4 separate regions of the Homo sapiens genome follow, and all the other regions are linked to region 3. Evidence: chromatin contacts called from ENCODE Hi-C or POLR2A ChIA-PET data. All regions are on one chromosome and are shown on one strand. The core of a region is the stretch at or near the end of the contact, and the rest is flanking DNA. Distances in the headings are between cores, read along the strand shown.

The links. Hi-C counts contacts between places; a loop is a spot of excess contacts on that map. ChIA-PET counts read pairs that join two places held with the same protein, here RNA polymerase II (POLR2A). Pooled maps may share reads with other maps.
Region 1: a loop to region 3 is called in a map with no recorded cell type, with 12 times the contacts of the local background. The contact joins two enhancer-like sites. A Hi-C loop is called at or near these places in 3 of 37 single-sample maps with no recorded cell type and 4 of 50 pooled maps.
Region 2: a loop to region 3 is called in a map with no recorded cell type, with 14 times the contacts of the local background. The contact joins two enhancer-like sites. A Hi-C loop is called at or near these places in 8 of 37 single-sample maps with no recorded cell type and 4 of 50 pooled maps.
Region 4: a loop to region 3 is called in a pooled map, with 3 times the contacts of the local background. The contact joins the promoter of SOX11 here to the enhancer-like site in region 3. A Hi-C loop is called at or near these places in 1 of 168 maps with a recorded cell type or tissue (OCI-LY7), 5 of 37 single-sample maps with no recorded cell type and 5 of 50 pooled maps. POLR2A ChIA-PET finds 5 or more read pairs at or near these places in 1 of 52 experiments (OCI-LY7).

What each region holds. Positions count from the first base shown.
Region 1 is chr2:6,938,928-6,945,670 of GRCh38, forward strand. It overlaps RNF144A (ring finger protein 144A), which reads left to right. Exons shown (of 9, transcript NM_014746.6): 2 at 2,021-2,220. Among named protein-coding and RNA genes, the nearest start is that of GRASLND, 24 kb to the left of the region's middle. Within about 2 kb of position 5,229, at least 4 of the 41 ENCODE cell types and tissues checked have a DNase peak (open chromatin) inside an H3K27ac peak, as active enhancers do.
Region 2 is chr2:6,904,899-6,911,952 of GRCh38, forward strand. No RefSeq gene overlaps it. Among named protein-coding and RNA genes, the nearest start is that of RNF144A, 9.0 kb to the right of the region's middle. RefSeq lists enhancers at 4,858-4,907, 5,038-5,167. Within about 2 kb of position 5,018, at least 5 of the 41 ENCODE cell types and tissues checked have a DNase peak (open chromatin) inside an H3K27ac peak, as active enhancers do.
Region 3 is chr2:6,340,983-6,347,485 of GRCh38, forward strand. No RefSeq gene overlaps it. Among named protein-coding and RNA genes, the nearest start is that of LINC01247, 31 kb to the right of the region's middle. RefSeq lists enhancers at 4,688-4,737, 5,218-5,267. Within about 2 kb of position 4,694, at least 2 of the 41 ENCODE cell types and tissues checked have a DNase peak (open chromatin) inside an H3K27ac peak, as active enhancers do; they include OCI-LY7, where a contact is called at or near this core.
Region 4 is chr2:5,686,842-5,693,654 of GRCh38, forward strand. It overlaps SOX11 (SRY-box transcription factor 11), which reads left to right and starts at 5,543. Exons shown (of 1, transcript NM_003108.4): 1 at 5,543-6,813. The coding sequence starts at 5,881. LINC01248 (long intergenic non-protein coding RNA 1248) reads right to left here and starts at 4,277. Exons shown (of 5, transcript NR_110580.1): 1 at 4,134-4,277. LOC124908052 (a long non-coding RNA gene) reads right to left here and starts at 4,122. Exons shown (of 2, transcript XR_007088653.1): 1 at 2,236-4,122; 2 at 787-914.

The DNA of each region.
Region 1 (6,743 bases), core at 3,979-6,478, 600 kb after region 3:
TGGCCAAATCCATTGCATAGATTTGCCTCAGTCTTTTTTTTTTAGACATTCACTAGTTGATGGACATATGGGTCGTTTTCACTTTTTGGCTATTATGAATAATGCAGCTGTGAACATTCCTGTATAGGTTTTATTGTGGAGATATATTTTCATTTATGTTGGGTGTTTACCTAGGTGTGGAAATGCTGGGCCATATGAGAACTCTATGTTCAACACTTTGAGGAGCTGCCAAACTATTTCCTAAAGCAGCTGCACCACTTTACATTCTCCCCAGCAATGTGTAAGGGTTCACATTTCTCCACATTCTTGTCTACACTTGTTATTATCTGTCCTTCGATTCTAGCCATCCTAGTGGGTGTGAAGTGGCATCTCATTGGAGTTTCGATTTGCATTTCCCTAATTGGTTAGTCATGTAGAGCAATTTTTCTTGTGCTTATTGGCTATTTGAATATCTTCTTTGGAGAAATGTCTATTTAAATCCTTTGCCCATATTTACATTTGGGTTGTCTTTGGATTGTTAAGTATTCTTCATATATTCTGAATCCGAGGCCTTTATCAGATATATGATTTGCAAATGCACTTTTGCATTCTGTGGGTTGTCTTTTTACTCTCTTGATGGCATTTTTGACATGCAAACATTTTTAACTGTGATGAATTACAATGTATCTATTTTTTCTTGTTTGAGCTTTTAGCACCATATTTAAGAAACCATTTCTTCATCTGTGATCACAAAAATTTACTTTTATGTTTTATTTGTAAGAGTTTTATAAATTTAGCTGTTATATTTAGGTCTATGATTCATTTGCTGTTAATTTTTGTGAAAGGTTTAAGGTCTGTGTTTAGATTCAGTTTTTCAGCACTATTCGTTGAAAAAAAAAACACTATCATTTACCCATTGAAATGTCATGATACTCTTGTCAAGAATCAATTAACCAGAAATGTAGATGCTTACTTTTGGACTGTCACTTCTAATCTATTAATCCATATGTCTGTCCTTATGTCACTATTACACTATCTTGATTAATATAGCTTTATAGTAAGTTTTGACATTAAGAAGTGTAACTCCCCCAAGTTTTTTTTCTTTTCTAGGTTCTTTTAGCTACTAAGAGTCTCTTGGATTTCTGTGTGAATTTTAGGATCAGCTTGTCAATTTTTATTGAAAAAAGGCAGCTGTGATTTTAATAGCAATTACATGTAATCTATTCACCAATTAATCAATCTGTTAATATATTAGTTTGGAAGGTGTTGCTATCTTAGCAACATTGTCTTCCATCCACGAACATGGGATGTCTATTTTTTAGGGCTTCTTTAATTTCTTTTAATGATGTTTTGGTAGTTATTAATATACAGATCTTACACATCTTTTGTTAAAGTTGTTTCTAAGTATTCTTTCTGGTGCTATTCTAAATTATGTTTCTTATAATAACATATAGTTGTTACTCATTCAACCAATTCCTGCCCTTGAATGGAGTGTTTAAACCATTTAGCGTAATTACTGATAACGCTGAATTTATGTCTGCCATTGTACTATTTGTTTTCCATGGATCGTAATGTTATTTGTGTTCTTCTGTTCTTCCGTTTTGCCTTTTTTTTCATTAGTTTATTTTTATCCTCTTTTAATTTTATTTTTATTTTATTATATACTTCTGAGTTATTTTTCTCATGATTGCCCTGAGAAGCAAGCGTTTCTGTGGACTTGCACCTCTCTCTATAGGAGACTCACTGGGCAAAGCCGAATGGCTGTGATTGAAAAGGAGGGGACAGAATGAAGATCGAGGGACAGTTTGTTATCTCAGAATTGTCTGTGTTGATGGATTTATTCATTAACTTCTTGGTGGATTTTTTTTTAACATAGTAAACCTCAGTTTTTTCTCCAGTTTACTATTATGCTTCACAACTGTCTGACTGGATAAGATTTCTAATGTCAGTAGCCTTTCCTCTGGGCTTGAAGAAAGGCTTTGTGCCCTGCTCCTCTCCTCCCTGCTCCTCTAACTGCCTGTGTTCTTCTCTTGTTTCTTAGGCATCCAGTACCCTGCTGACTCTGACATGCCCCCAGCCTCCCCCAGCTCTGCAGGGAGCCCTGGTGCCAGAGACCTTCTCCCATTTCTCCCTATGGGTGCCTGACCTGAGGGCAGAGACATCTGAGTGTGTATAAGCACAGCAGGACACCAGGACCTGGCCTGAAGACATTTCCTCTCCTCCCCTCTGGATTTCTCAGAGGTAACTTTGAATTCGGAAAATGAAGGCTTCCCAACGTTCATTGATCTCTTCTTAGTGGAATCTCAGGCCATTGTTGGAAAAGATAGTAGGCCTGCCTGGGTGGATTTTTCTATACCTGTTAAGCCATACCATAAAGGCAATTTTCTAGTAGGTTTCCCCGGAATGAATTTTAAGATAGTGTTCAACACATTATTTTATGCCATCATAGTTGTTTATACTTTGGAAAGATTTCCAGGTTTATTCATTTGCTGCTTTTAACAATCCTTGGAGTCTCCTGTTTTAGATCTCCCTGATTCACTAGAGAACACGTGGATTGAGCTCCTGCGTGTGCCAGGCACAGCTCTAACTCAGAACTCAGTGAGGCAGCACCAGTGCCTGCTCTCACGAAGATTCTGTGTTTGTGAGGAATACAAGTGGAGGATGGGGGTAGGGACAGTCAGGAAGAGACAGACAATTCTCATTTGACAGTAGCCGGAAGCAAATTATATACTATGCAACAAGGCCTAGATATTGTAGAGAAAAGAAAAAGTAGACCATGTCTAGTACGACGGGGCAGGTTGCAGTTTTAAGTGGAGTGGTCAGGGAGGTCTCTAAAGGTGAAATTGAACATGCACTTTAAGGAGGCGCAGTAACTAGCCACTTAGCATCTGGGCAAGAGCGCTGTAGACAGAAGGGCTGGTGGCTGCAGCATACGGACAGCTGGAGGAGCACCCAGGCCAGCCTGGCTGGAAGGACTCAGCACAGAGCTGTGAGCTGGGACTGGGCAGGGCATAGTGGGACCTGGCTGTGCCTGCCATTGCAGGCTGTGGGGGAATTCTAGGTTCATGATGGGATATCAGTGTAGGGTTTTAAGCAGAGAAGCAGGGTCTATTTCATTTTAAATGGCTTACTCTGGCCTCTACATTGAGAATAAACTGTAGAAGGTGGAGGAAAGGGTAGAATCCGGGAGACCATCTTGGAGGATATTGCAGATGGCAGAGGACAAGGCTACAGTCCAGGAGACCATCTCAGAGGACATTGGAGAGAGTGAAGGATAAGGGTAGAGTTCAGGAGACCATCTCAGAGGACACTGCAGAGGGTAGAGGACAAGGCTAGAATCCAGGAGACCATCTCAGAGGACGTTAGAAAGGGCGGAGGACAAGGCTAGAGTCCAGGATACCATCTCAGAGGACGTTGCAGAGGGTGGAGGACAAGGGTGTAAAATCCAGGAGACCATCTCAGAGGACGTTGGAGAGGGCGGAGGACAAGAGTAAAACCCAGGAGACCATCTCAGAGGTCATTGGAGAATTTTACTTTAGTAATCCAGACAAGAGAAAGTGGGGCACACTCTGCAGATAGCAGTAGCAGCAGCAGCAGGGAAAAGTGGCCACATTCTGGATAGTCTGAAGAGAGAGCCCTTACCATGTCCTTCCAGAGTGGTTGTGAATATGAGGAAAAGGGGAAAGTCTGTAATGACTCCAGGCACTTTAGTTTGAGTAACTAGGTGGAATTGTCACCAGTGGAGATGGAGTAGGTTGCAGCCAGAGAAGGTTTGGGTGCAAAAAGGGATTCAGAGGCCGGGTGCGGTGGCTCACGCCTGTAATCCCAGCACTTTGGGAGGCCAAGATGGGTGGATCACCTGAGGTCAGGAGTTTGAGACCAGCCTGGCCAACATGGCAAAACCCCATCTCTACTAAAAATATAAAAATCAGCTGAGAGTTGTGGCAGGTGCCTGTAATTCCAGCTACTCGGGAGGCTGAGTCAGGAGAATTGCTTGAACCTGGGAGGCGGAGGTCGCAGTGAGCTGAGTTCGTGGCATTGCACTCCAGCCTGGGTGACAAAAGCGAGACTCCATCTCAATTTGAAAAAGAGATTCAAAGTTCAGTTTTGAACTTGCTGAGTGTGAGAAGATTATAAGCCACCCACATGGAGACACCGAGTGGGTGGTCCTATCCAGATCTGATCGTTTAAGAGGGCGGTATGTGCTGGAGATGTGATAGGAGTCTTTGGCCTCTGTTTGGTATTTCAAGGAATAAGATCAGATGAGATCCCCAGTGAAAGAAGAGAGGAGTTGTAAGGACTGGGCCCTGGGGCATTCTAGCTTCATGAGGAGCAGAAGAGGACAAGCCAGCAAAGGAGAACAAGAGGGAACAACCAGGGAGGAAGCGGGGGAACCAGGAGCATGGAGAGGACTGAGAATGGAGGCTCGGATCAGTGCCAGGACCAGTGGTCCAGTGGCTGTGGCCACACAAGCTGGATTGGAGAGAAGAATGCAGGGGAGGAAGTGGAGACAGGGATTGTAGACAACTCAGTTGAGCTTTGCGGCAAAAGGGAGCAGAGTTTGAGGTGGTATCTGGTGGGGTAAATAAGCTTAGGAGAATTATTTTTCAGTTGGAAGCATTATCAGCATGTTTAGATGCTGATGGGAGTGATTCTGTAGAGAGTGAAATATTGATTGTGTGGGATGGAGGGCTGCTGAAAACACTTCTTGAGTAGGAGAGAGAGATGGGTTTGTGGAAAAGTGGAGTTACTGGCTTTAGGAGGAACACGGATAGTTACCAGTGGGGATGGACCAAATGACAGATACATGCGTGGGTGGTGCTCGGAGGAGGAGGCTCTGCAGTTCTCTTCTGATTACCGACCTTTCTTTGTGAAATGGGAGTCAAAGCCAGCATCTGAGCATGCTACATGGAGAGGGATTGGAAGTTTGCAGAGACCAGGAGGCAGCAGAAAGTCCTCTAGAGAGATGGAGGTGCAGAGCGGTCACCTGAAGCATTCACAGCCCACTCGAAGCTCTGGCTCCAGACTGAAAGAGCCACTCTGGGTGACTGCATGCTTCTCTAGACAGCCCTGATGGGGAGTTGAAGTGTGCAGGAGGTCAAGGATTGAGTGATCTTTTGGCCAAGCTGAGAGGGACACAGTGAAAGAATGGCTGGAATTGGTATTGTGTGCCAGGGAGAGAGGATCCTAATCTCAGAGGGCACTGAGACAGGGAAGTGAGGAGAGAGGACAGCGGGTCTGAGGGAGGAAGGAGCAGAGGAGGAGCCATTGGAGATGCGGGAGGAGGCCGGGCACTATGGGCCTGGGGTGATGGAGAAAGGACCTGCAGTGGCACAGGCAGTGATCTGAGGTGGTGTGAGGAACCCGGAATGTGGGGTGTCTGCGGGTGCTGCAAGTTCCAGTGTTCCTCCCAAAGGCTCGGCTTCTCAGTCATCCTGTCTCACGTTTTCATGGTCCGTACTTTAAAAGGGCTGCTGGAGAGATCTTCCCCTCCACTTACCCGATTGCCTACTTACCCCTTTGGTGATACTGGGAAGGCATTGCTAAGGTGTCACGGTTGCATTTCCTGGCTGGGGCACTGTGGCCCAGATGTGGCCACTGTGAAAGTTGCCATTTGAAGTTACCCCTCCCGCTTTCTCTTCCATTCCTTGGAAGATAAGTGCATTCTAATTTTATGTTTATTTTTTAATCTTAACTTTAACATATTAGGATTATTGCATCTTTCCCTGCAGTGCTTTTGCTGGCCCCGAGATAGGGTCTCCTCAGGTGTGAGGGAGACATTAAAGAACCCTGGAGAAAACACATCACGAGGCCAAGTAGAATTTTGTGTTCTCTCTGTTGGCCACGCCCACCTCCCAGGACGCTGTGTTTGGGAATCTGTCTCAAACAAATTCCAAGAACTGTGAAATGGCTTCATATTCACAAAAGAGTCATGGTGAAGTGGCCAAAATACTAGAAAATGACATTCCAGCACGAGCAAAGATTTTTTAAATGTTTAGAATTTATAAAGAGAGGTGGTTTTCATGGACTATAAAGCAGCCTCAATCCAGCCTTCAATGATTGAAGTAGCTAATTTTGAAATACAGGTTTTTGTTCTGTTTTGTTTTGTTTTTCCCAAGTAGGAAATATCAGTAGTTTAAAAAGAAAAGAAATTGTTGGTTAAAAACTTGGCCTTGGCCATCACTCAGCCTTTGGACCGGCCACGTTTGGGAAACTGCAGCTTTGTGTGGCCGGCTCGTTGATGGTCTGCTTTTGGCTAGCTGGCCTTTAGGGCAAAGGTCATTTTTAAAGCATGAACTAGAAGCGAAAAGACCGATACCTTGCTCTAGTTCCTCCTGGTTTCAGAGTTCCTAATGTGTAGAAATGAGCAGTATTTTTAGAAATGGAAACAGAGATGCTCTTCTGAGATGCAGCGGCTGATGGTATTGTTACAATCAATCATAACCACATTTTCCACATTTAGCTCAGTTACAGTTTTCTGGGGTTTGTTTACTTCTGTTTTTCAGACTTTGGGCCATTTTCCTCCATATTCTGTGCTCTAGGCTATGATGTTAAGTCAGTCTGTTGCTGGGTCAGTCTTCTCTGAGCCTTCCTGGTGTTTATACATGCCAAATTGGAGGGAGACGGTCAACTACTGGCAAGAGAACAGCAAGTGCCTGTTTTCTAGGGCGGTATAGATTTCTCTAGAAAGATCAAGTCAGCATTTAATGAGCATCCATGATGTGCAAGGTCCCATGCTTGAGGCTCCCAGGATAAATGAGGAG
Region 2 (7,054 bases), core at 3,768-6,267, 560 kb after region 3:
TGTGCTGTGGTGGGCTCTACCCAGTTTGAACTTCCCAGCAGCTTTGTTTGAACTGTGAGGAGAAAACCACCTACTCAAGCCTCAGTAATGGCAGACGCCCCTCCCCGCCACCAAGCTCAAGTGTCCCAGGTTGACTTCAGACTGCTGTGCTGGCAGCAAGAATTTCAAACCAGTGGATCTTAGCTTGCTGGGCTCTGGGGGGGTGGGATCCGCTGAGCAAGAGCACTTGGCTCCCTGGCTTCAACCCCCTTTCCAGGGGAATGAACGGTTCTGTCTCACTGGTATTCCAGGGGCCACTGGGGTGCGAAAAAAAACTCCTGCAGCTAGCTCGGTGTCTGCCCAAATGGCCACCCAATTTTGTGCTTGAAACCTAGGTCCCTGGTGGAGAAGGCACCTGAGGGAATCTCCTGGTCTGTGGGTTGTGAAGACCACGGGAAAAGCATAGTAACTGGGCTGGATAGCACTGTTCCTCACAGCACCATCCCTCATGGCTTCCTTTGGCTAGGGGAAGGTGTTCCCTGACCCCTTGTGCTTCCTGGGTGAGGCGATGCCCCACCCTGCTTTGGCTCACCCTCCATGGGCTGCACCTGCTGTCCAACTAGTCCCAATGAGATGAGCCAGGTACCTCAGTTGGAAATGCAGAAATCACCCGCCTTCTTTGTTGGTCTTGTTGGGAGCTGCAGACCAGAGCTGTTCCTATTTGGCCATCTTGTCAGCCCTCCAGGTCAAGTTTAATCACACAAAACACCCCCATATATGCTTAGGAGAACTATAGCAAGTCCACGTCAGATGCTACTAAAATGGACTTAAAAGATCAGAAAGATTGCAACAATATTTATTTTTATTATTATTAAAAATACACATTTGTAGGATATTTGAAAACAGAGTAAAACAAAATGAAGAAAATTAAAATTACCCATAATTGTATCACATAGAGGTAACTGGTAATTTAGCTCACATCTGTCCAGTCATATATATTGCTTAATAGAATTGCATTCTTACTCAATACTTTTATTTTTCACATTATATCTTCTGAAGCTTTTTAAAGTTAATTAGCATTTTGTACTTTAATGAGAACAGCCAGTTCTTAACAATTCACACTAATAGATGAGAAAACATTCAATGGCATTAAAAAGTCAGAGCTCATTTGAAAAAAAACCCACTGGATTTGTTTTTGAGTTGTTTACATATTTGTTTATGGATGTAAGTGGTATCCTATTAATTTTAGTAATATTCTCTCTCTACACACACACACACACACACACACACACACACACACACACACACACACACACACAAAGCTCTGTGAAAGTTCATTCTTGGGGAATCTGGAAAACTGCCCAAACATTGTTTACTTTTTTCATTCAGGGCCACCTCAACTTGTTCCTAAACCCCTCTCAGCAACACATCTGAATAGACTGACCTTTGTCAGTTCTCTTCCTGGGTTATATTCAGCTTTATCTTTTATGTTTTCTGACATCTATTTGTGGGGATAACCAGAAAACCTGTGTATATGTGTAGTTGGTGGTATCTACTTTTGTGAAGAATACCTCATTTTTCATTAAATCATAACTCAGATATCACTTTTTCCTGGAAGCCTAGTAGACAGCAGGCATTTGAATGCTGGTTGAGTCAAACTGACCTGAATTAGTCAGCTCAGGCTGCCATAAAAACATACCGTATACCATGTGGCAGAAACAATACACATATATTTCTCTGGAGGCTGGAAGTCCAAGATCAAGGTGCCAACTGGTTAAGTTCCTGGTCAGGCTTCTTTCCCTGGCTTGCAGATGGCTGCCTTGTCCCTGTGTTCTCACATGGAGGAGACAGGGATCTCTCTCCTCTTAAAAGGCCACCATCATTTTGCATAAGGACTTCATTTGAACTTAACTACCTGCTAAAGACCCTGTGTCCAGATATAGTCACACAGGGGATCAGAGCTTTGACATGTGAGTTTTGGAAGGAGACCATTCAGTCCATAGCATGATCCATCATTTAAATGGTAAGATGCAATATACCTAATAGATTTGACCTGACTTTGATGCCATTTAATAGATTTGACTTGACTTTGTCTGATGGCAGTTAATAAAGCCACTTCTATTGAAGTAGGCAGTGCTGTGAGTATTATGACTTGGGGCCCCATGGACGTTTCCAGTCCTTTAAATATTGCCTCCATCCGCTGTGACAGAGCCTGAAATGTCTTCGTTGTGATTAAACTTGCAGTTTCTCCACTGATTTTCTGTAAAACTGAGGGAGTCTGGGGAATTAGCAAACATTAATCTTGTTCTTCAAGTTGTCGTTGGGATGTGTCAGCCCCACCTTTCTCTCAGGTATTGGCCAGGAGAGGGAAAAGCAGGGAACAGAGAGCAAACTTAAGCTATTTCCTACCTATTTGCCTACCACAACCTGGTGATGCCTGGCAAGATCCTTGTAGTTGAAAGATTTAATTCAGGAACAGCTTGGTGCATATCTACTGTGTGGTGAGACCTGTGCCAGACGCTATGGGGAATATCCAAGAAGAAGAGTCAGGCTTTTCATCTTTGAGAAATTTACAAATGTTAGGACAAGAGTTAGACACACGAGAGAGTTAAACAACTGAGTAAGAGAGGCAAAGCAGTGATAGAAAAGGCACCTGCCGTGGGACAGCCTGGCTTGAGCTGCAGTACCGTGTTTGATTAAGGGTGCGATACTTAGGTTCACAAAGGCCCAGTTTCCTCATCAGCAAAATGAGGGATCAATGCAGATTAGTGTAAGGACTTGAGTTAATTATACAAACAGCTCTTGGTGGCCTCTGGTAACTACTAACAGTTACCAATGAGTTCACATCATGTGAAAGCCATCCTTCATAATCTGAGGTAATGCAGGACAAAATAGATAAAAACTCATGGCACAGTTTGAAGTCCTGATAATTGTCATGAGCAAAAAGAGAGGACATTTGGGTTTTGGGGAAGAACACCTTAGAGAACAGGAGGCTTAAGACGGCTGCCCGTTAGTTAACTTACTCATTTAGTATGCACCTATGATGTATCAGCTTTTATAGCAAGTGCTAAAAACACAAAAATGAGCATAAGATTGTTTTGTCGCTAAGGTGCTCAAAGTTTAGTGGAGAAGGCAGTCTTGTAAACGAATAGGTAAAATAAGTGTTGAAGGATGGTAGAAGTAGCAACAAAGTTTTAACACACACACACACACACAAAACATGGAGGACTCTGGTGGTCTTTCATTCTACATCTTAATGGGAATATTGAGATGAGCGCTTCGCCAGAGCTCAGGTCTGAAAAATCCGGTAGAACATAAACTTCTAAAAATGTTCTGACTACTCATCCATAAAAAAAGAATGAATTAACGGCATTTGCAGCAACTTGAATGAGATTGGAGACTATTATTCTAAGTGAAGTAACTCAGGAATGGAAAACCAAAGGTTGTATGTTATCATACTTAAGTGGGAGCTAAGCTATCAGGATGCAAAGGCATAAGAATGACACAGTGGGCCTTGGGGACTCAGTAGGAAAGGGTGGGATGTGGGTGAGGGATAAAAGACTACAAATTGGGTGCAGTGTATACTGCTCGGGTGATGGGTGCCAAAGTTTCACAAATCACCACTACAGAATTTACTCATGTAGCCAAACACCACATGTTCCCCAATAACCTATGGAAACAAAAAACAAAACAAAAAAATGCTCTGCTCTGTTTTGTGAGGGGTCCAATGTCGGCCTTCAAGTGGCCTCAAAAATCAGAAATACAGACATGTGTGAAGCAACTTGATATAAGACAGCACAGGGTGGTGGGAGCCAGGGTGAGCTAGAGAACATACTCCTCTTAGAGGTGTTCAAGTTTTATAAAACATGACACTCCCCAAATGAAATACCCCTGAAGATCTGACTTGTCTTATCAGATGCCTGTTTTCAAATTCAAGTCACAGTGCCACCATGACTATCCCTAATTTATTCAGTGGTATATCAGGCATTAGCTATTCACTGAAAACTGGTAACCTTAATCACTGTTCCTTGAAGGAAATATTTTTACTCCCTGTTGTAAAGACTTTGAATAGTTATTCATACCCCCTTCTGTGAACATGAGAAAATTATACTTTCTCACCCTCTTTCAGTTAAGCAAAGCTACTAATTCCGGCCAATTATGAGTGCATTTAACTGCTAGTACAAGGCTGTACAACATTTGCTTTTGGGTCCACAGTGATTACAGAGGAGGCCTCATGTTGAGATGGCTGAGTCTAAAAACAGGCAACCTTGATCTTGTGTGCTTATTGGGAGGATAGTATTGGAGAGACAAATACGGTCACAGCAAACTGCATATATGGGACAGTTCACATTTTGAGATTACTTGTTACTGTAACACAGATTAGCCCGTCCTAACCAAAATGATCCCATAACAAATAACATTCAGATTGTCTAAGGCTAATGATGGAGATACAATTTCAATAGGGGTTAAGGCATTGGACTTCATAGTCCCATTTCACAATATTGACCAAGATTTACATTCTCCCTGGGGGTGGCTCTACAACTGATGGAATCACAATACTCTCGGTCTTGGGGGAATGCGCCATTGCCTCCTACCACTGGACACACAATTCTTCTCTTAACTTAAACTATATGGTCCTTAAGGGTAGAGCGCATATTTTAGCAGCTAAAAAGTTTTGAGCCCTGAAGTGGGCATGCCAAGTATGGTGTTAAGTGCTTTGCATAATTTTTATTTTAAATGCTCAGAGAAACCATAGAAGAGAAGTGTAATCATCCTTCATTTCATTGCTAAGGAAACTGGAGCTGAGGGAGTCTAACTGAAATGCATAGCTAGATCTTGATGAAACCTAAACTGACTTTGGCAGCAAAGCCCGAGCCAAGCTCAGGCAGAGGGCTTTGTCCTTCTTTCTTCCAAACTGCCTGGGACTCAGCTTCTGGGTTTCTGGGTTTTATTTGTTGTTGTTATTTGCTTGTTTCAATCTGTGAAGCCTGCTCTCCTCTTGATGATTAGAAACTGTGAGTGCATGTCTTCTTTAGAGGAAGTGGCTTGTGGTCTTGCCCTGTGATCCTCTGATAAGAATAGGTTCTCAGAAATACAACCCAATAGACCAAACTTTCACACGAAGATATGAAATGAGAGAAGAAGGAAGGAGAAGACAGACTGATAGAGTTCTTCATACACATGCAAGATGGGGAAAGGAAAAAGAGGAATTTGCATTCTTTCATTGGACTATTACATTCTTTCATGTCTAATGCCAAACATACAAATATGATAATATAATAAGAGAGTAACAAAAGTGGTGTGAGCACAGCTCAGCAGAAAGATTGGCTAACCCAGGGGAGTGACAGAAATGTTACTAGAGGTGTCAGTGGTGCACTGGAGTTTAAAATAGTAGGAGAAGTTTTCCAGGCCGTCAAGGTGTGGGGATTTGATGAGAGTGTTTGCGTTTGTTATTGTTGTTGATGGTGGTGGCGATGTGTGTGTGTGTGTGTGTGTGTGTGTGTGTGTAGAAAGAGAGAGAGAGAGGAGTTTTTAAGTACTGTATGTATTTTAAGGAGATTGAATAATCTAAGGTGAGGAGCATTTAAAATAATAGCAGAATAAAAGTTAAATACTTAGAAACATACAGCAATGAAACAAAATGACCTCTAAAGGGCCTTTTAAGTATGTTTCCATCCAGAAAGGGTCTCTATAGCCCCTATTTTTATTTTTTATTCCCATTATCCCCCAGAACTTTCCATTCTTAGGTGGCATCCAAGATTCTGTCCATTCCTGCTCAAGCCCACCTGCCACCTTTATCCATAACAGATAAACCTCCTGGTCCTACCAAGCCAGACAATCTATTGTCAGGAAAATGTTTTATGATTCTCTTCTTCTGCAATCTTGCTGGAGCTCACTTTCCCCATCTTACTGTCTCAGGTCAGGTTCCCTGGGAAACAGACTCTGAGATGGAGGTTGGTGGTTAAGAGATGCTTAGGAAGGGTTCCTGTAGAAGAATGAGGACACAGGGGAGCTGGGATGCATTTGCTGGGGAACTCTGGGGCTAGGGAGCCCTTCAGTGTTGTCCCAAGGTATGCCAAGCGATTCTCAGAAATACAACCCAATAGACCAAACTTTCACACAAAGATATGAAATGAGACATATGTTATGTCCCAGGCAAGCGGTTTTGGAAGGAGTTTTGCAGGAGGCAGCTACCTTTGGCCAAGATTGATTCCTGGGATGTGAGCCTTCCACAGCCAACAGTCCCAGCTCACGGGATAATGACTGCCTTGGTTCTGTAGGGAATCTTCATGAAGCATTCAAGCATCCACCTTGCGATATATCACCTGAGCCCTGTTCAGTAGGTGGAATAGCAAGTCCTGTTTCTCCCCCATAGCTCTTTATTTTAAACCTCACGTGTTACCATGTGGCAGCATCCACTAGGAATGAGCTGTGGGCACCTGAGTTGTTGCCCAGGACACAGACCTGGATTGTGTACTGTGTTCCCCTTGCACCTATCTGCTACCTGAATTTCTTCCAGGTTCCCATCTTTTCCTAGCTCTTGGCTATCTGCCTCAACTGTGCTCTCATGTCTAAGACTGAATGACTTACTCTGCCTACCTAGTATTGTACTTGGGCTCTCCTTCAAGACTCAAGTACCTGTGAATTACTGCTACTCAAAACCAGTTTACAGTGAATGTGTTAGCTTTAGTTGTTAGTTTAGGCAAGACCATGCTGGCATAACAAATAAACCCTAAAATTTCAATAGCTTAACACATGCAGGTTCATGTTCTCCTGAGGATCATCCTACCAGTGGGCAACCCACAGATCCAGCTGACTCCATTTGGTGGTCCCACCACCTCAATATGTGGCTCTGTTATCACTGGGATGGTGATGGGCAAGTTCAGTGTCATGAAGGTCTTTCTCATTGCCTTGGCTCAAAAGTGAGGCTTATGTCTACAGTCTATGGAACAAAATGAGTCACATGCCCTGGCCTGACTGTGAGGGGGCCAGAAAATCTGGGAAAATGCATGGCTATTTAGTGAGCATTAAATGTTTGCCCACAATGAGGTCTGTCTGCTGTTAAATATAATCA
Region 3 (6,503 bases), core at 3,444-5,943:
TAGAATATTTAGGTTTTGTGAGAATTCACTTCACTAGCTCAAAGAAGACTGGAAACACACAAATGTGAAAGCTGACATGGAGGTGAGAAAAGGTCAATGCACCTCTACATTGTTTCAAGCAAAAGATAAACGGTCAAAGAAATAACCCCTTTAACAGGTCTCTTGGTTTCTTTGGATCCTGAAATTTCAACACTTCGCTAATTTGAAAAAATAAATACATAAATTTATGCCTACTTTGTACTAATGGGTCACTCTGGGTTTTGTAATCATATATGAATCCATACAGCACAGGCAAACAGAAAATGTGCTGCCATGGCATGGCCACTCATCAGATGCCCTTCAAAATGCATCAGTTCACTTGGTAGGTGTCCTTGAAAAAGGGTTTCATTTTAGTTGTTCCAATTGTCTATTAATCAAACTTTCGATTCTTGCTTACTTTTTAAGTAAAATTTTTCTACAGAAAATCCATATGCCAACAGCCTTATACACACATACTGTTCATCCAGGTTATTTATATTCAGCTAACAGATAGAGAGTACCTTCTATGAACTAAGTACCGTGACAAGTGCTTTATAGGCATCAGTATGAGGACTCACCAATGAGACCTCATTTTGCAACAAATAAAAAAAAATGAAGATGAACGTGCCTCACGAAATCTTAGTTCATTGTGATACCCCCTTATTCATACACATGAGGCTTAGATCATAACAATACATGTTGGTCTGTGTTTTTACTAGTCTCAGAAATACCTTCTTCCATTGCAGAATCCTACAGTTCTCTTCTATTTGCAGTCCTCTCCCTTTGCCATAACAACTGCCAGCACATGTGGTTGCCATGGCAAGCAGAGGAGGCATTATTAAGAAAGATAAGAGCTAAGACCTTACCTTATAATTCAACCTTGGTAGTTTATTTTTTCTCTTGAGTTCTTCATATTTTATGACCTACTTCATTTGCCCGTGAATTCCAAATGGTTTCCAGATGCATCTGGACTTTATCAGATATCTGGGCAACAAAGGTACTCTTTGGCTCTTTCCTGGTATTCAGCAGCAATAGAGAAAACAAGCACCAATACTACAGAATCTCTAGGCCAATTAAGAAAATGGGATGTAAAATTATTCTAAGACAAAAGAGCTAGACTGGCTCTCTAAAAGGTTAGAAAAGAGTTTAATAATATAAAAACAAATAAGAAAACTACATGTATTAATAAAGATTTAACTCCAGATTCAAATAAGGAATTCCAAATTGCTCCCCAAATTCCAATGAAAAGCACTCTGACCATTTGAATATGTCAGTTGTCAGCTCTCTTAATGAAATAAAATAGCAACCATACAACAAGGCTGGTACTGTAGCATCCGCCTTACTGGTAAGAAAACTCCAGTTCAGAATAATCAAATTCCTTGCCCAAGATTGTCCCAGGTAACAAACAACAGACACAGCTCTTTTGACCTTGAGTCTGGCACACTTTACAGCATTTTATGCTGCCTCAGCAGTATTTTTCTTCATAGATTAATTATTTCCATTTGGTACAAGGTGGTCTTTTCCCAGTTTGAGTGGCATGAACAATATTTTCTGTTGCAAAACCATCCCTGGGGATGCTTCCTCAATGTGGAGCTGTGATATTGCACTCCCCATCCAAGCCCCTCTGAGTGCAGCCAGAAGGCACCCTTAGCCTTGCACACTTCGCTGAAAGTGAGAAGTTGTTCTTAGGCTTGCTGCACATCATAAACACCTGTGAAGGTCTAAAAATGGCAACTTCTTAGCCCTAACCGCTGAGATTAAAATTTAATTGGTCCAGAGTGTAACTTGGGCCTCAGGCGCCCTAAAAGCTCCCCAGGTAATTTTATTATGAGGCAAAGTTATAGAACCACAGATCTAAAACTTTAAAGGCACCTTAGGTTCTGTAATAGGTACCTTTATACTGAGCAATGCATTAGAATCACTTGGACAGACAGTAAAATACGTATTTCCAGGTCCCATCCTGGAAATACAGGGGTAGGAATCATGGGTAGAAATCCCATGATTCTGACGTAGTCAACAGTTGGCATTTTGCAAACTGCTGATTTTGGACGCCTAAAACATGGACAGATTAGAGAAATGGACTATTGCAAACTTTGGGAATCACCGGAATCCTCTTTTAACTACCAGAGCCTCTAAGGAGGCTTATTTCTGAAACTTAGTACCAATTATACATCCTTCAGTCATCACGATTTAGCAACTCTTACAGAAAGAGAACAGAAAAGAAGAAGATGAGTCCAGGCTCAGACAGGTGCACAGAGTCGGTGCTGGGGAGGTGAGGGGGCACCTGATGGCTTTTGTTTTTCTAACGAAATGAGAGGCAATGCCATCTGTGGGCAGCATGTGAGGGGAGTGGTGCAGAGGGGAATTATGGGTGATGAGCTTGAATAGAAAAACAAAGGTCTAAAATAGTTAGTGCAGAGAGTGGGATAATGAGCTTAGTAGAGGAAAACCGGTAGGATTTCTTAGAATTTTTGAGTGAGAATTGAAATTCTTAATTATGAATGTATGAAGATGATATTATACTCTTTTGTCTTTTTCTAAACATTCTATACTGGTGTTCACCTTCACAGATAAAGGCATGAAGACTATATGTGAATCTAACCAAGATTAGTGTTTTGAAAAACAAATGGAAGGAAACAGCAAGCATGCAAGAGAAATGACGGTCTTTCTAAAGGGAAAGTTATTTTCAAAAGATGTAGTAGATTGAACTATTGCTTCTTCATATTCACTCTGCTTTCTTGTAAAAGAATTATATACAGTTGCACCATGCACGGGATTTGTAGTGTCTCCCATTGGAGAAGTATGTATCCTCACCCAGATGACATCAAGCTTGTTTGTGTGACTTGCTTTGGCCAATGGCATGTAAATGAATGTGGCATGTATCACATCTAAGCCAAAGCATTGAGAGTCGTGTTTTGCCAGCCATATCATTTGCTTTTCCACCCTTTGGGAAACGGTTGAGTTTCTACTCACACTGCCTCTGATCCTTTAAGCCAGAAGATCAAAGCTATCTTCATCCAACGTGGAGTAGCTGATAAGGCAAGCTACAGTTGGCCCAGCACTGTTTGGGGTAATAAACGTGAACCTTCTGATTTGCTTTGGGGCTATTGTTATTTCAACTTTGTTTCCACTTACCCAAAACTTCTTATTCCATTAGCCCATCCTAACTCAGTCTTTTACCCTTTGGACTTGATGTTAGTATTTTGTACCTTGCTGCTTGAGCTTGACTCTCGGCTCCAATGAATGCCTCAGGGACTTTTCTGGAAATTTTCCTGGCCTTCTCTTCTTCCAACCTGTCCAGCTATTCCTGCACTGTCTGGACCCACAAGCTCAGAGAAAGGGCAGATTTGAACAGTTCCTGTTCTGAGGAATGCTCAAGGGGGACTGATTGTTCCTGATTGCAAAGGCTACGTAGTAGGTTGTGCCTCCTCCTCAATTTAACTAGACACAGAAGATGATACTCAGGGCCCTTAAGGAGGTCATTCCAATCTGGAGAAGCTGGTTCTAATGAGATCCAGTAGCCAAGAAAGAAACTTGTATCAGCCAATTCAAGTGGCTTCTGCCACAAACGTAGCATAGATTTTCCTTGAAAATCTAGGTGCATTGTTTTCTAAAGGTCTTCTTTTGAGCTCAAGACATTCAGGCTGTACTATTATGCATATAGCTTAGAAATATGATTTTAAAATAAATTAAAGCCTAAATATTGTTGGAGATATGAGAAGTGTTGCAGACTGAGTTGTTATAAAAGATGTTGCAAACAAATTGTATCCTTTGAAGTCCTAACCCCTGATGCGACAGTGTTTGCAGATGGGACCTTGGGGAAATAAGTAGGTTTAGATGAGGTCCTGGGCTCTGGTCCAATGGAAGAAACACCTGAACATTTTCTCTGTGTGTGTGTGTGTGTGTGTGTGTGTGCCTGCATGCACCAAGGATGTCACAAAAAGGTGCCCATCTACAAAACAAGAAGGAGGCCCTGACAGAGAACAAATTGGCTAGCAACTCGATCTTGAATTTCCCAGCCTCTGGAAGTGTGAGAAATAAATTTCTGTTGTTTAAGCCACCCATTGTATAGTATTTTGGTATGGTGACCCAAGCCGACTAACACAAAAGGTAAAAAGAAAAAAATATGTTTTCTATGACAAATCTGACTCAATTTTCAATATTCCCACTTACTAGAATTTTGTGAAAATCTTTTGGTTTACAATATTTCCTATTTAGGAAACAGTATACCTAAGCTCAGTCATATTTTACTGCCTTCATTCATCACCTGTTCTTAATGAAAAAGAAATTTAAGTAAGTGAATGATGAGATGGATCAAATTATTCTCTAGAGCTCTAGAGGGTGTTTCATGCTCCCTAGATGGTTTATAAATTCTTGAACATTTGTATACAAATTGATCAAACATGCAAATCAGTAATCTGGGACTGAAAAGACAGAAATGATCTTGGAAATTGCATTTAGGAAAAAAAATTACAGTATCGTGTTGGTAGACACAAAAGAACTTTGATGAAAGCAGCTGTTAAATTGTTAATTTAACAAAAAGATGGAGCTGATGATTCAAAAATGATCAACTAGGTTGCAGATATTCTGCACTCTGAATAGCATAGGCTGCACAGCATTCAACCCTCTCCTCTGCTGTAATTTGAGGCTGCATTCTATCTGCATTAGCAGAACTGTTAATAAATCACATGAGCAAGAAATGAGGAACTGAAAATCTGCAGGTGTTTGATAATGCCTCAAATATCTTCACCACATGTTTCAGAGGAGTCATGTGAGTTCAGAAACATGACTTGGTGATTACTCACTGTATTGCTCTGGCTGCAGTCTAGCTAACTTCTACGGGATACATTTAAATACAGGTTAGGGTCACTATGATGTTTTCTCCCGTCTAGCCCTCAGGACTGGCTTCGATCCTTTGTGTACAGTAGATATCGGTACCCATTGGTCAACTCATGGTTCCTTTGCCATGGAACATTTTTTTCCTTGACAAATCCAGATTTGTTCTCATTCTGTCCCTCTCTCTCTATCCCACCTCTCTCTCTCTCTCTCTCTCACACACACACACACACACACAAAGATATTTTAACTGTGAATAGAACAGTAAAAGAGAAAAGTTGTGCTTACGTAGTCTCTAGGTTTGATATAAGCGTTATTATCCAAAGGACGATTCTTAGTGTTATAATTGAGAAAGTATGAGCTGAAGTCTGTAACTAAAACATGAACTCAAGGTTTGGCATCTACTAGTAACTGATTGGACACCAAAAATTAAAGGACTTACCAGAACCAGTCTTATAAGGCAGGTATTGTTCTCTATAAGAAATCTGCAGGACAGGGGATGTGACAGCCTTTGAGATGTAAGTCTCAAATTCTGGGAGCCTTTGACATGGCGTCTGATGCATCTTGATATCCTAGAAACAAAGCCTTTAAAAGGGCAGAGGTGAGCTGATCATCAAGCACATGTGATCTGACGTTCAGGACAATATTCTTTATTCTAATTCAAATCAACTCCTTGATTTTATTTTTCTTTCCTTCTTAAATGCTTTTCTTTCTCAAATCAATTTTTAAATAGAGAAAATTCAACCTTGTTCTATAAGTATGTTTCCCAGGTGTGTTTTATTTAATTCTGTGCAAAAGATCAAGGGAAGAAAGAACCCTTGATACTCTCCTGAAAATATAAATATACACTCATTAGCACTTTTGACAAGATGGTTCATACAGTGCTTTCAGCCCAATAAGGAGACATCATTGTAACAGTAGCACAGGGCTCTCCCTGCATTTGTGTAGAAAGGACAATAGCCAAGTAATTAGTTTTAAGAGAAGACTCAAGATTCCACTTGTCCACAGATATTCCCACCAAAAAGTAGGACTTGGCCCAAAACTTTACTCTTAGAAAAAAAAAATATTCTGAGTTACAATAGATTCAGTTAGGAAAAAGTTATTGGCAGAGAACCCTCTGAATTACCTGGAGGTGGAAGGAGGAACCCCCATTCTTACCCCACTAGTCCAGTTTTTCCAACAGAACACATGTATAGACCTCTGCAAGTATTCTCAAGTATATCTGATTCAACTAGCCATTTTCCTGGTGGCATGACATTTATGAAACAGCAGGTGAAAGGCAAACATACACAACTCCAAGAATACCTCATCAGGCAGAGTGATGACTGTGAAGAAGTGAGTAGAGGCCCAGGATTCAGGGGAAATTTTCTTAAGAACAAAATCCAGGCCCTATCACCTACTCTTGTACACTTATCTTCCTAAGCCTCAATTTCGTCATTTGTGTAATGAGAATAAGAATCGCCTTTACCTTACAAAGTGGTTGTGAGAATTAGATCACACATGTCAAGTGCGTATTGCAAAATAAATATCCATCCAAATATTCTCTATGTCTGTCTGTCTGTCTGTCTATCACTATCTATCTGTCTATCTATCTATCTGTCTATCTATCTATCTATCTGTCTATCTATCTATCTATCTATCTATCTATC
Region 4 (6,813 bases), core at 4,293-6,792, 650 kb before region 3:
CCCTTTCAGGCACAGAAGAAGAAATATTAAAATAATAAAGACTACATTTGTAAACGTTCTACTGTGCGCAGCACTGTTCTAAGCACTTCATATGTATTTAATCATTATAGCAATTCTAACAAATCAAGCAGGACCTGGACTGTGTCTCTGCACACATGAGTGTGTGTGTGTGTGTGCGCGTGCACGCACATGATGGAATGGTTACTGGTATCCTATTTTATAGACTGGAAAACGAAGGCACAGGATAAGTTAAATAACTTGTGTAAAAGACACTATCAAGAAAATGAGAAAACAAGCCACAGACTAGGGGAAGTTATTTGCAAAAGACATGTCTGATAAAAGACTGTTACCCAAAATATACAAAGAAGTCTTAAAGCTTCACAATAAGCACATGAAAAACCTGATTTAAAAAAAATGGGCCAAAAACCTGAAGAGATATATCACTAAAGAAGATATACTGAGGGCAAGTAAATATTTGGAAAGACAGTCCATCTCATATGCCTAGGGAAATGTAAATTACAACAAAAATGAGATAGCACTTCAGACCGAGTAGAATGGCTACAATCTAAAATAGTGACAACAGCAAATTCTGACGAAGATGTAGAATAGTAGAAACTCTCATTCGTTGCTGTTGGGAATGCAAAATGGGACAGCCACTTTGGAAGACAGTTTGAAAGTTTCTTATGAAATTATACAACCTCTTACCACACGATAGAGCAGTATCACTCTTTGATATTTACCCAAGCAAGTTGAACACTTACATCTACACACAAAGCTGCACAAGGATGCTTGTAACAGATTTTATTCATCATTGCCAAAACATGGAAGCAGCCATGATGTCCTTCTGTAGGAGGATGGATAAACTGTGGTATACTCAGACAATGGAATGTTATGTATTGCCAAAAAGAAATGAGCTATGAAGTCATAAAAAGACATGGAAGAACATAAAATGCATATTGTTAAGTTAAGGAAGCCAATCTGAAAAAGCTACATACTGTATGATTCCATATATTTGACATTCTGGAAAAGGCAAAACTATTGCCATAGTAAAATAATCAGTTGTTGCCAAGGGCTTGGAGGGGTGAAGGATGAATAGGTGGGTGGAGGCCAGATGATTAGGGCCATGAAAATAATCTGCATGACACTATAATGATGGATACCTGCCATTATACATTTATCCAAATCCACAGAATGTACAACACCAAGAGTGAGCCTAATGTGGACTACGCATGTTGGATGATTATGATGTGTCATTGTGGATGCACTGATCGTAACACATGTACCACCGAGTGGGGGTGGTTGTGTATGTGTGGGGATAGACACTATGTGGAAGGCTCTGCATTTTCCATTCATGTTTGCTGTGAACCTCAAACTGCTCTAGAAAATAAAGTCTATTTAAAAAAATAGAATACATATCTCATATGAATAATTTCAAAAGACGTGAATTTTGGAGGCAGTACGTTTGTGGAATTATCTGGGCATTGATAACTAAAAGTCAAGCGCTCCATGATGAGAGCCACGCGGGAAAAAGAAAAGATAGTGGAACCAGAATTTTCAATCCAGGGCAGAACGCTTCTGAGCCGTAACTCTGAACACCTAAGCCAGTGTTTTTCAAACTTCAGTGGTGCCTCATTAATAGTGGGTTTTAACTAGCATTTACAGAAATGGAATGGAATGGAATAGAATAAAAAAGAGTATGAATTGCACATAAAAGAGAGATACTGATTTTTGACGCTTTGGTTTCTGCTTTATATGTGTATAGCATGAGTACTGGGTCATGATGTAAAAAGGTGTTTTATAAAATAGGTCATGATCAAAATAAATTTCCAAGCCGCTGCCCTGTGCTGTACTGCCCAACTGCTCTGGCTTTCATGGATCACACTCTGCAGTGGTCAATTCAGAGAATAAATGAGTGAAAAGCTTAACAACATTATTTTAGCTATTGAAACATGTTCTGATGAGCCAAACAGGGTAACAGCATCCACTGGTTCATTGTGTGTGTGTGTGTGTGTGTGTGTGTGTGTGTTTTCAAGGTAGGATTGTTCGATCTATACTCATTACCAGGTCTGAGGAACACTTAAGAAGGAATAAGAAGGAATGTCCAGTAGACAGAATATAACCAGATCCAAATTCAAGATTTAAGGCTGAAGCTGAGATAAATAGATACAGCTAACAATAAGGAGTGAACTCATTTCAGGAGAATAGGTAAAGGGAGAAAAAAGGAAAGGATCCTACCTTATAACTTCATTTCAGAGATGGGGAATGCATGTGGTTGCAATACTTCTAAAAATGGTGGTCAATCCATCAGATAAGTCAAATATTTACCCAGTGATATTTTTAGCATATTATTTGCTTAGAAAAATGCTTCTTTCCTAAGAAAAAGGGACACTTCTTACTCTGGCTGTGTTATAATTTTGAGAGATATCGTGAAATATCTCATCTCTTTATGTAATAGTCCTTTTACGTGACATTTTCTTTGTAAAGATGGAATTATGAAAAGGTAAAAATCACCATAAAAATAGTCATTTGTGCCTCTAATCAGATGTGACTCTTAAGATTCTGAACATTATGTATCCAACAATGTTTATGGTTAACAAACAAACTACATATCTTGCTTATAAATAAGTATATAGACAGACACACACAAAAATGAGTGAATATTGGCTCTAAAAAGATAACCAATGATCCTAATTATGATATACATTCAGTGGCTTAAAAAACAGTAGACCTATTTCCATTTTACTAAATTAGGTTTTCAAGAGGTGCATTATTAAAGGCTATATTTTCTATTTGGTAGCCTAAAATTTCTCTAAATAGTTGGTTACTGTTAATGGCGCAAACATCTGTTTTCAGAAGTAACTATTATTCCTGTAAGAAGCATGCGTACTCTCAAACATGTTCCCATATTTTTTTTTAAATGCTATACTTATTTAAAAATTTTCCCTTAGGGAGCAAAAATAAAGTATACAGATTATCATTTTTTTCATTCCTCACTCGACTACGTCTAACAACATTAAGTATGTGGGGTGAGTCCATGCTACAAAATAGCAATCTAGTTAATCTCTTGTGAAAATTGCCTGGCCTCTCCTACATGACAGGGGGGATTCAGCTGTAGCACCCGCCTGTGCCGCCTTCAGTGCCTGCTTTAGCAATCCCAATCTTTGCTTTATCTTCTCCAACAAACGGCTCATGTTGCCTTGAACAGAAATTATATTTCTTGTTCGAAAGAGCAGATTTTAACTTTTATTTCCTCTAAAAAGATCGCAGCGCTATGAGAATAAAATCTATTATTTTTCACTCCTACTATATTCAGATCATTCTCATTTTAAAGCTAAGCATGATTTTTGCTATAGCGTAAAGATAGCAAATCAATATGGAATTTGCCAAAGATTTTCAAATGCATTCTCTTTCCGAGGCCCAAATGGTAGGTGCCCTCACACTTTGCAAGCAAATAATGAAGCTGAGCTGAAATATTTCAATCCTTTTCTCTAGAGTGTGGATTTGTCCTGCAGTTGTGGGGAGGTGGGTGTAGGTTCACCTTGTGCTCCACCCCACCCTCCCTCCGGTGGTGTTCCCAATAGCTGAAAAACGTGTGAGCTGTAAGAGAAAAACAAGACCTAGTGCTCGCCGTGCGGGAGTGAAGATGAGTTTTCACACACTGCCTTGGATTTTATACATCTCCAGACTTTAAGTCACCCAGTATGAATGACTGTAAATTCTTTTGGTTCCTATGGCCCTGGAAAGAATAAATTGCCAGCATTATCAAGATTTAAGTTGGTCTGAATATTCCAAGTATTCGATGCAGTGTTTTTCTTTAGGATGAGTCGGGGAAGTGGGGGACGGGGGCGGGAATGGCTTATCGCAATGGCGGTAATTTTTTCAAATCATGATCTGTGTAAAACACGGTATTATTTTATGATATTAGAATCCTCAGAGAAGATCCAATACTTAAGAAATGTAGTATTAATTGCAGGAGGGCACCTGAAAGGAAGCAGATTCGGATAATTTTCCCAGTCCTACACGGCTGATTTCTCTGGTGAAGGGATCCGGGCAGTGTCTTAGGAACTGCTCAAAGTTCCCAGATACCCAGTGCTGGGGGGTGTGGAGAAGGCGAGGGTGGCGACAGACCATACCTATGAAGCGGTGATTTTCTTTAATTGCCCCCAGAATATCCGTAGAGGTAGTAGGGACTCAATAAAGAAACACAAAGGAGACGAACACGGCACGATCGCCGGGGTCCGCGGCTGCTCTGCGAGGCCCAGCGCGCCCCAGGTCGCGGCTCCCCGGCCGCCAGCGCACCTTTCCATCTCCAGGGAAAATATTTAGACGGGAAACTCGAGTGCACCTTATTTTCTCTTTGGTTTATGAGTGACCCAGAAGGCTTCTAGCTCACAATCGCACGATTTCAGGACGAGGCTGCCGGAGAAGCGCTGGCGACCGAGGATGGGGGAAGGACAAAGAGGAAGAGGAGGCCTGGGAAGGAGAAAGGAGCGGCGGAGGGGCGGGGAGAGGACGGGGCGGGGAGAGGAGGGGCGGGGAGCAGAGGGAGAAGGGAAGGAGGGCGCCGGGCCCCTCGCAGGGACGCCGGGCGGGGCGCGGGCTTGCTGGAGCCTGCGGGACCCAGAGCCCGCTCCGGAGCCAGCCCTGGGAGTGGCCAGCTTGAACCCGAGGGCCCCGCAGACCGTTACTCCGGCCCCCGCCCGGGGCGGGGCGCGCGGGGGCGCGGCGCAGCCCAACCCGCACAGCCGCGTCCCCAAACACCACCGAGGAGGGAAAACAGACGGAGAAAAAGGACAAAACAGAAAAATGCAAAACGGGGGAGGGAGCTCACCGCCTCTCGAGCTTTAAATTGATTTCTTTGCCTTACAAAAAGGGAGAAAGGGAAAAGGAGAGCAGAGCCCACGTGCCGGGAAGGTTGCTGTCTTCAAGCGCCACCTTCCGTCGGCCAGGGCCGCCGCGGGGCTACCGGGCGGGCTCGGGGCGGCGACCCGGGGGAGCGGCCGAGCCCCGCGAGGGGCTCGCCGGGGAGCAGCTGCGCCCACCCCGGGGCAGGCCGGGCGCGGCTGACCGCGAGCCGGGCGGAGGCCGCCGTCTCAGGCTGGGCGCGTGCCCGAGTGTGTGCACCCGGGGAGTGAGCGCGCGCCGTCCGCTGTCGCCGTCGGGCCTCCCGGGGACTGGGCACAAAGGCGCGCGGGGCCTCTCCCGGGACCCGGTCCTCGGTTAGCGCCGGCGCCCGAACCATCCCGGTTCGCCCCGGGCCGCCCGCTCCCCGTGGTGCCGCGCGCCGCTTCCGAGCATCCCGGGAACAGGCGCATCTGTGCACACACGCGGATTTTTTAAAAATAACATATTTCTAGACATGCCTCCTCTCCCCCCACCCCCATCTTTGCAAAGCAGCCCGGAGGGCGGGGTGGAGGGGCGGGGCCTCCGAGTTAATAAAGGAAGATGGGCGGAGCCGGCCCCCAGCCATTGGCTAGCTGGGGGAGTGATGTCACCCATATGACACCCTGATAACTAGTTGAGAGAGAGACCTCAACTTTTTGCAGAAGGAGCGCGCGCGCCTGGGAGAGCTCGGGGTCCGGCGCTTGCGGTAGGAGCCACGAGCCGGAGAGAGGGGTCCCGGGCTGCCTCGACCGCCGTCGCCACCGCCTCTCCTGTCGCGACCGCAGCTCCCACCGCGCCGGCGGCCGTCGTCGCCGAAGCCACCACAGCCGCTGTGTGCAGCCTGGAAGGGGGGGCGGGGGGGAGGGGGGGAGCCGCGAAAGCGGGGTGCCGAGGACTTTGCAACTTGCCCAGGAAGGTGGAGGGGTGGGAGGGGGAGGGGGACCTCCGCACGAGACCCAGCGGCCCGGGTTGGAGCGTCCAGCCCTGCAGCGGATCATGGTGCAGCAGGCGGAGAGCTTGGAAGCGGAGAGCAACCTGCCCCGGGAGGCGCTGGACACGGAGGAGGGCGAATTCATGGCTTGCAGCCCGGTGGCCCTGGACGAGAGCGACCCAGACTGGTGCAAGACGGCGTCGGGCCACATCAAGCGGCCGATGAACGCGTTCATGGTATGGTCCAAGATCGAACGCAGGAAGATCATGGAGCAGTCTCCGGACATGCACAACGCCGAGATCTCCAAGAGGCTGGGCAAGCGCTGGAAAATGCTGAAGGACAGCGAGAAGATCCCGTTCATCCGGGAGGCGGAGCGGCTGCGGCTCAAGCACATGGCCGACTACCCCGACTACAAGTACCGGCCCCGGAAAAAGCCCAAAATGGACCCCTCGGCCAAGCCCAGCGCCAGCCAGAGCCCAGAGAAGAGCGCGGCCGGCGGCGGCGGCGGGAGCGCGGGCGGAGGCGCGGGCGGTGCCAAGACCTCCAAGGGCTCCAGCAAGAAATGCGGCAAGCTCAAGGCCCCCGCGGCCGCGGGCGCCAAGGCGGGCGCGGGCAAGGCGGCCCAGTCCGGGGACTACGGGGGCGCGGGCGACGACTACGTGCTGGGCAGCCTGCGCGTGAGCGGCTCGGGCGGCGGCGGCGCGGGCAAGACGGTCAAGTGCGTGTTTCTGGATGAGGACGACGACGACGACGACGACGACGACGAGCTGCAGCTGCAGATCAAACAGGAGCCGGACGAGGAGGACGAGGAACCACCGCACCAGCAGCTCCTGCAGCCGCCGGGGCAGCAGCCGTCGCAGCTGCTGAGACGCTACAACGTCGCCAAAGTGCCCGCCAGCCCTACGCTGAGCAGCTCGGCGGAGTCCCCCGAGGGAGCGAGCCTCTACGACGAGGTGCGGGCCGGCGCGACCTCGGGCGCCGGGGGCGGCAGCCGCCTC